Linked DNA regions of Homo sapiens: region 2 is linked to region 1. A link is a loop called in an ENCODE intact Hi-C map of the cell type or tissue named here. Cell type or tissue: sigmoid colon. All regions are shown on one strand. Links, peaks and the distances in the headings refer to the core of each region. The heading gives the core; the rest is flanking DNA.

The links. A loop is a pair of places that touch in the nucleus more often than their neighbours do. Peaks named below come from ENCODE experiments on the same cell type or tissue, not always from the same donor. Only the 100,000 strongest peaks of a DNase experiment are listed, where the experiment ranks them.
Region 2: it touches region 1 in a loop (5-fold over the local background); 1 of 110 quality-filtered maps calls a loop at or near these places.

The regions. Positions count from the first base shown.
Region 1 is chr4:26,139,740-26,144,135 of GRCh38, reverse strand. It overlaps a transcript of RBPJ not described here. Among named protein-coding and RNA genes, the nearest start is that of LINC02357, 71 kb to the right of the region's middle. RefSeq lists an enhancer at 4,052-4,396. In sigmoid colon, for the core only: no CTCF peak of the experiment used is centred there; DNase peaks (open chromatin) are centred at 1,995, 2,737, 3,775 and 3,875; H3K27ac peaks cover 2,341 bases.
Region 2 is chr4:26,482,306-26,486,701 of GRCh38, reverse strand. It overlaps CCKAR (cholecystokinin A receptor), which reads left to right. Exons shown (of 5, transcript NM_000730.3): 3 at 804-1,065; 4 at 3,419-3,546. Among named protein-coding and RNA genes, the nearest start is that of CCKAR, 6.0 kb to the left of the region's middle. In sigmoid colon, for the core only: no CTCF peak of the experiment used is centred there; a DNase peak (open chromatin) is centred at 2,531.

The DNA of each region.
Region 1 (4,396 bases), core at 167-4,166:
TAAAAATTCAAATTGCATGAAAACTTTATAGATATCTTGTACACTAAAAAATATTTTTATTCTATATACACTGTTTTGTGGCCTTTTGAAATTTAACACATAATATAAAGTTTATCTTTTCATTAGATATTTTTCTACAATAATGTCTTTTGACTGTTTTTAGCAATGAACTATTTTTTAATGTGAATCTGTTTTTTGTTTGTTTTTTGAGATAGAGTCTTGCTTTGATGCGCAGGCTGGAGTGCAGTGGTACCATCTTGGCTCACTGCAACTTCTTCCTCCAGAGCTCAAGTGATCCTCCTGCCATAGCCCCCAGAGTATCTGAGACTACAGGTGTGTGTCACCATGCCCGGCTAATTTTCCTATTTTTTTGTAGAGACGGGGTTTTGCCATGTTGTCCAGGCTGGCCTTGAACTCCTGGGCTCAAGCCATCCACCTGCCTTGGCCTCCCAAAGTGCTGGAATTACAGGCATAAGCCACCACGTCCAGCCTTAATGTGAAAGCTTAATGGTTATTTATTGCTGTGTAACAAACCACCTCAAACTTAGTGGCTTACAAAAATAACAATCTTTTAGTCACTCATGATTCTGTAATTTCTGTAGGCTCAGCAAAGAAAAACCCATCTCTTTTCCACATGATGCTGGCTGCAGTGGCTCCACTGGAGCTGGAAGAACCACTTCCAAGATGGCTCCACTACAAGTAACACAGGGCCCTGGAAGTCATTCATTGGAGGAACTTTGGCTTTTACGCTTTGCGAGATGAGGGTTTTGAGCACAGGAGTGACGTGATACAACTTACCTGTTAAGAAGATTTCCTTGGCTGCTGTGTTGGGAATAAATTGAAAGAGGGATGAGGTGTATGGCACAGGGGGACTGGTTAGGAAGTGACTGCCATAACTCAGGTGAGAGACAAAGGTGGCTTGGACCACTGAGGGAGCAGAGAGATAATCAGATGGGATTGAATTTGGATTAACATGCATCTATGCTGGCTTCTCCTTATTTAATCATATTATTATGAAATATGAGTTAATTTCAGTGTAAGGTTTGAGGTAGTCATTACATAGTGAAATGCTACGCCTATAATCCCAGCACTTTGGGAGGCCAAGGTAGGTGGATCACCTGAGGTTAAGAGTTTGAGACCAGCCTGGCCAACATGATGAAACCCCATCTCTACTAAATATACAAAAATTAGCCGGGCATGGTGGTGCCTGCCTGTAATCCCAGCTACCTGGGAGGCTGAGGCAGGAGAATCCCTTGAACCTGGAAGGCAGAGGTTGCAGTGAGCTGAGATTGCACTACTGCACTCCAGCTTGGGCAACAGAACGAGACTCTGTCTCTCTCTCTCTCTCACACACACACACACATACACACACACACACTCAAAATAGACAAATGCTTCTTGAATGCCTATTCTTTCTCCTGTGCCTGCACAGTGCAGGAAACTCACTGGATACACAAGAAGTGTCTGTAGGTTGACCCCAACAGTTCACTTAACTTAGGTGACATCTGAGCATCTACAAATGAAGACCTTGGTCATGTCCTCTGATAAGGCATGTGTGATACCTGTGAACACTTTGCAATTTAGATTCCTTCACGATAGAGCCAGCTCTTCCCCATCCAAGAGCCTTCTACTCCCAACTAGAGTGTACCATTTCCTAATGATCCTGTTAAGCCGCCACCTTCCTCTCACCAGCTGCCCAGTGAAGGCCCAACAAATGTGGATTGAGCTCAACTGCATCCCACTGGCCTCCACTCTGGCTGGAATGATGTGGAGTGAGATTCTTTAGATCCAATTCCTGGAGGCCTCTGAGTGGTGGCATATCATCCTGGGCTATGTGTGTCTTTTTTCTTTTCTCTTTTTCTCCCTTCTGGGAGACTCCGTGTTCTGCAGCTGTTACATCAGCCAGCTGCCCAGCTGCCAGATGAACAGAAGATTCAAGTTGGTGACTACTCACATCTGTACTTCTCAAAAGCAAACAGAACAGATGCCCTTAGCAGTGGGGCTCCTGGGCTCAGGGCAGGGGAAATGTACCCTGAAGGGGGAAGTTTCCCTTCTAAGAGCTGACGGAGCCACTTAACCACGGCAAGGAACATCGTGAAACAGAACATTAAACTTTGATGAACTGCAAAGCCTCAGAGGTTTAAGCTGCGAGTCAACAAAGATGTTCTAATCTATATAAACACTCTGCATGCAAATTCCGGCACAGCTTTTTGCCTTATTTGGATGGTGTTTTTGATTGCTTCTTTTGGGGGAAGGGGCTCTGAAGGCAAGAAGAGATTCTGCTAGAAGTAGAGTAGAATGGCAGGAACTGGAGGCTGGGAAGGGAAAGGGGGAGGAGAGGATAAGGAGAGGTTGGTGAATGAACGCAAAATTACAGCTAGACAGGAGAAATGAGCTCTAGTATTCTATAGCTCTGTAGGGTAACTATAGTTAGCAGCAATTTGTTGCACATTTTCAAATAGCCAGAAAAGAAGACTTGAATGTTGCCAACACAAAGAAATGACAAATGCTCGAGGGCATGGAAATGCTAATTATCCTGATCTGATCCTCATACGTTGTATGCATAGATTGAAATGTCACTCTGTATCCCATAAATATGTGCAATTATGTGTCAGTTAAAAAAAATAGATGCTGTGGTTTTCTTATTAACTTGGGGGTAGGAAGTGTTCCTGGGCGTTCCGGGCCTGGCTTGGGTCCTGCCCTGGGGCCTGTGCTGCAGCCTGGCCTTCCTGGGTCCTGCACTTAGAGCTTCTTCCCACCCGCAGGAGTGGGGTAGGAAGTATCTGAGTGCTGGGCTCGTCCCTGGCCTGCCGTTACATTCTTTCTCCTGAAGGCTTTTAGCCCAAGGCCTAGTGCTGGGTTAGAGAGGCCAGAGTTGGAGCAGGAACATCCACGCATGAATAACAACTGCAAGAGCAAATTGATTATTTACTGTGGGCTGGACACACCCTCTGAGGACTTATCCTTTCATTTAATTCTCAGCACAGCCCAGAAAGTAGGTAGGATTATTGGCCTTGTCTTATAGACAAAGGGGCTGAGGCCCAAGATAGTAAAGGGAGTTGCCCTGGGTCACACAAATCCAGGATCTACCCCAGACAGTCTTATTCCAGAGTGTGGATTCTTAACCATCTTAACAACCTGCCTGGCTCTCATTCTTGGAGCAGAAAGAGGAGATGAATTGTTCAGAGATGTTAAGGGAAAAGAAAGCAGAGCTTTTCCTTGCTATGTTAGAATTCTCCTCTGCCATTCTCAAATATTGCAAATATTTTATTTATTTATTTATTTATTTATTTATTTATTTGTGGAAGGGTCAGTGTCCCAGATTGGGCTCGGGCATCCACTTCTCCCTGTGGCTCCAATTCTGCCTCCAGGAGCGGTCCTTGGCCCAGACCTAACTAATCAAAACACTAGGGCGGTGCTGGACCCAGACCTAATTAATCAAAACGCTGGTGACCATCCTGGGATGAAGTCAGGCCAATCAGAGGCAATGTGATTTGGGGGGTGGGGGGGTGGGGCGGCTTTGGCTTGAGCTTCCAGGGCAGTAGTCTTGCTCTTTTGTCACTGACTGTGAGCCAGGGAGGAAGGATGTAGCCCCTGCCCATCGGGAGCCATTTTGTCACCACGAATGGAGATCCAGTCTGAGAATAGAATCAACGCAGGGAGGAGAGCCAAGTTGGGGGAGAGTGACACCAGATCCTGACCTCATCCTTTGGGCATCTGAACCAAGCCATGTACTCTTCAGTTATGTGTGCTCATAAAATGTTATTTTTGCTGATGTCAGTTTGGGGCAGGTTTACTGCTGCTTGTAACCAAAAGAATCCTAGTAGAGACATGAAGCCTTCAGTACATTTGTGGTTTGTGCCACAGCCTGGGCTGTCACTGGGCAATTAAGGAGGCCCCTGTGTCCTCTTCCCAGCATGCAGCAGCCTAGGGGATGCCAATCAAGGCTGTGGTAACAGTATTAGCAAATGCTGTGTGACATTTACGTAGTACTGTTCCAAGTGCTTTTATCCATATGAGTTCACTGAAGTCACCACTATCTCTAATTTTTTAAATGGGAACTGGAGGCCCAGAGAGGTTGGAGAACGTATGCAAGATGACACAGCTCCTAAATTTGGGTGTAGTGGGGCTGGGTTCTAAGGCAGCCATCATCAGGGGTATGCTCTCAGCATTCTGTCCCACCCCTCTCATGACCTACAGCCAGAGAACAGAGGCTCCAGGTGGGTCTGTGGGACACAGGAGCATCTTTGTAGAATATAGAGTCTTCTTAAAAATTTCTTTAATTCTTAAAAATTAAGTACAGAAACATGAGTGAAAATTCAACAGCCTCTGATTAAGGAAATTCTTAACCACTGAGCACAGGCAAAGACGCTCATCTCTTTGGCTTTCAGTCTGA
Region 2 (4,396 bases), core at 197-4,196, 340 kb before region 1:
CCTCAAGTGATCTGCCTGCCTCGGACTCCCAAAGCGTTGGTATTACAGGCATCAGCCACTGCACCCAGCCAAGAAATACATGATTTTAAATGAGGTGCATTTAATATCTTCCTCACTGTAATGGTGATGCTTGCTCATTCTACAAAATACAGAAAAACAAAAACAATAAGACAAGAGACTTTAGTCCCCAACCCAGAGAAACCTTTAGTTACTGTATGGGGCATTTTCCCTCGTCTTTTTTACTACTTATTTTTTCAACAAGCTGCATTTTGAAATATAGATTGTTTCACTATTAAGAACAGTATGTACTCAAAATTTTTAGAAAAAACCTTCATGCCTCCGGCTCACATCACAGTGACCTTTCAGGGTCACAGAGCCCTTGAGAATCTCGGGTTTTAAAAATCATTTTAACTATGCAGACGATACTCAAAATTACAGCTTTTCTTCAGATTTTAGAGAAACCTCTTCTGTGGGGGCAAGAATGAATTTCATCCCCTTGGTTATTAATTAATGAGCACCTTGAGCCTAAGCAGGTGTTAGGTGATAATCAAAGCTCAATAAACTTATTAAAAATTGGCAATGAGATATATTTACAAAGCCATTTCTTTAACTGCCTTAAACCCTTTCTGGAACAAAGCTGAGAATAAATCATCTTTTAAAAATATACATACACAATATTTCTTTACCTTCCAAGCGTTTTCCTTTGATATCAAACCTGTGCAGATCAGATATATTCAAGCTAATGTGCAAATAAACTTTGGATTTCAGAGTCAACATAACCGGCTTCTTTGTTCCTTTCCCAGGCACCTCTGTGAGTGTATCTACCTTTAATCTGGTAGCCATATCTCTAGAGAGATATGGTGCGATTTGCAAACCCTTACAGTCCCGGGTCTGGCAGACAAAATCCCATGCTTTGAAGGTGATTGCTGCTACCTGGTGCCTTTCCTTTACCATCATGACTCCGTACCCCATTTATAGCAACTTGGTGCCTTTTACCAAAAATAACAACCAGACCGCGAATATGTGCCGCTTTCTACTGCCAAATGATGTTATGCAGCAGTCCTGGTAAGGTTGCATTGTTTATTTTTAAAAATACAGCTTGATGTAATTTTGCAATATCATGAAAAACTGAGATGCCTTGCCCAGAGTGGTTGGGGGATCAGTTTCCTGGAGACGTTTTGAGAAGGTCTTTCTAGCCTCGTTCTAGGATAATCACGATAGCAAACACTTAGCTGGCGAGCTCTGTTTTAAATGCCATGCATATATTCATTCAATCAATCCTCTGAAAACACTCTAAGATAGGTATTATTATTATTGTGTCCGTTTTGCTGTTGAGGAAACTGAGACTTGGAAAGGTTAAGTTTCCCAATTCACAAACTTAAGGAAGAGGCAGAGGCTCTGTGCTTAATCATTATGCAGTATGCTTCTAAATGCTGTAGTGGAGGGTTAGGCTGATTAATTGTAGAGCTATGATTTTCTTTCTTTTTCTTTCTTTTTTTTTTTTTTTGAGACGGAATTTTGCTCTTGTTGCCCAGGCTGGAGTGCAATGGTGTGACCTCGGCTCACCACAACCTCGACCTCCCGGGTTCAAGCAATTCTCCTGCCTCAGCCTCCTGAGTAGCTGGGATTACAGGCATGCACCACCATGCCCGGCTAATTTTTTTGCATTTTTATTAGAGGTGGGGTTTCTCCATGTTGGTCAGGCTGGTTTCGAACTCCTGACCTCAGGTTATCCACCCGCCTCGACCTCCCAAAGTACTGGGATTACAGGCATGAGCCACCGCGCCCGGCCTTCTTTTATTTAATAAAATCTTTACTTTAAAATAGAGATTGGGTCTCACTATATTGCCTAGGCTGGTCTTGAATTCTTAGGCTCAAGTGATCCTCCCGCCTTGGCCTCCCAAAGTGCTGGAATTACAGGCATGAGCCACTGCAGCTGGCAATGATTTTCTAAAGAATTAAGACAGAGCAGGGAATGAGTCCCAAATCCCACATGGTTTTTCTTAGAGCTGCAGCAGCTCCGGTACTTACCCAGAGCATTTTACCAGAAATAAAAACGCAAGTTTCTAATACTGGTTCCTTTGCTTACTAACTGCACACCTTAGGCAAATTCACATAAGCTCTCTGAACGTCAGGTTCCTTATCTCTATAAGGAGTTAACAATGTGGATATTTTAAAAATCTACCTCATTGGGTGGCTGTAAGATACCAAGGAGAGTATGTTCATAAAAATGTCATTATAAAAAAGGCTACACAAATTGCAGGGTATTATATTTACCAATTGCAGGGATGTTTTAGAAGCAGGGAACTAGACATTGAGTAACAGCCCCAAACTGAGATCATCTCTGCTTTTTTTGCTTTCCTCCTTTCATTTCAACCAAGTAGCACACACACAAAGGAATTACGTTGCAAATGAGAGGAATATTTCCAAGGCTTGAAAAGGAATCTTATCAAAACATGTCAAATTGAAGTGAGAAATGGCCCAGCCACCATGAGCCTCTGACAATTTTATGGCCTAATCGTGTAACCTCACACATGCCAGACTGCAGAAGTGATTTAGGGGCCAGACTCATAAAGAAGGAGGCTGTGATTCTTCAGTAATCAAAGATGTTTAGAAAAAGCATAGCTCTACCCAACCAGGCACTAGAATGATGATGCCACTATGCTAGCCTCACAGGGTCATGGAGAATGGACGCCCACGTAAATGTTTGAGCTGCTTATGGGTTGGAAACAGCCAGAATGGCATGTTTTGTAAGACCCAGAAGGTTTTCCATTGTCCCCACCTAAGCATTTGATTACTCTGTTGTTTGGCAAATGGTATACCGTGATGCTTAAAAGCATAGCTTCTAGGTTCTGGAATCATATTTTGGGGGTTCAAATTCCACCTCTGCTACCAGCTGTGTGACTTTGGACAAATTATTTAATCTCTTTAAGTCTCAGTTTCCTCCTCTCTGCTGTAGGTATTAAGACAATAGCACCTACCTCAATGGTTATTATGAGAGTTAAATGTAGTGATGTATGTAAAATGCTTAGCCTATATGTAGCACATAGAAATCCTCGATGTATGTAAGTAATTTTTAAGGGTTTTTAAAACAGCTTTATTGAAATGCTATTCACATACTCTTATTTTTTAAAGCTTACATTCTTTTTCATACATAGACTTCTTTCAAGCACAGAATTACGCCAAACTTTTCCAATTAAACTAGTCCTTCATCAGAGACTTCATCTAAAAAAAGAAAAGAAGTAAACAACTTATAATGACTGAATCTCCAGACATGAAGTTGCCAAGGATATTAAATACTAGTAATTAATGTGTTTGCTCAGGCCAGTAAAAATAAACATAAACCCTATTCATTCCTTCCCATTTGAGTTTGAAGGTCTAAAGTTGCTGGTTATTGGATTTCTTTTGATTTCATTAGGCACACATTCCTGTTACTCATCCTCTTTCTTATTCCTGGAATTGTGATGATGGTGGCATATGGATTAATCTCTTTGGAACTCTACCAGGGAATAAAATTTGAGGCTAGCCAGAAGAAGTCTGCTAAAGGTAACTATCTTGTAGCTGTGTGTTTATGCCAAATGAGCACAAAAGCTTGTTTTCTATCATTTAAATAGATATACCCAGAGTGTACGTAAAGTTTGTTGGAAAAGCTTTTAAGTATTCTTATGAGATTCTGTGTCAAGAAGCACAGTCACGGGCCCAGTATTTCATTTTCTTATCTGTAAAATGGGGAAATCATTCCTTTCAAAAGCATTCTGAGTGGAATAAAGTAACCCACATATAACCCAATAACAAGCCAAGGCCTTTTCTGTGCCAGCTGTTCTGTAGTGCTGTATTCAAACAGACCCCTTTCCATAACCAGAGCTACTTGTAATTCCAGCCTGTTTTGTGTCTCTCCAAAGGTACTGGAGGGGATTTGATTCCTAACCCACAGCCGGCTTTTTGTTGTCTCCTCCTCATCCTCTCTCCTTTTTATTTTCACCCTGCAGTGGCCACAAAGCCTCATTCCTTCTCCATTCATTACAATCCACTGTCCATGAAAATTGACCTTGACACCCTTGTTGACATAGCTTTTCCCTTCTCACTCCATGCCCTAACTCAGCTGTCTACTACACAGATAACTGAGTCTCTCTAGCTTCTTTGGTTTTCATGGGATTTTTTCTTCTTATCCAGATTCCTCATCATAAAAGCAATCTGGAATCTTACCCAGCAAGCAGGAACCTTCCCTCTGGGGAGCTAATGAAGGAAAGGAGAAGAGTGTGAATATTCATTCTTTAATAATTTTTTTCTTGTAACCTACATCCATAAGATGTTGTTTTTATTATATATTTTATTCATTTTAAGCAGCATTTCATTGAAGGGAAGAACTAGTATAGATCAATGCTTACCCATATCA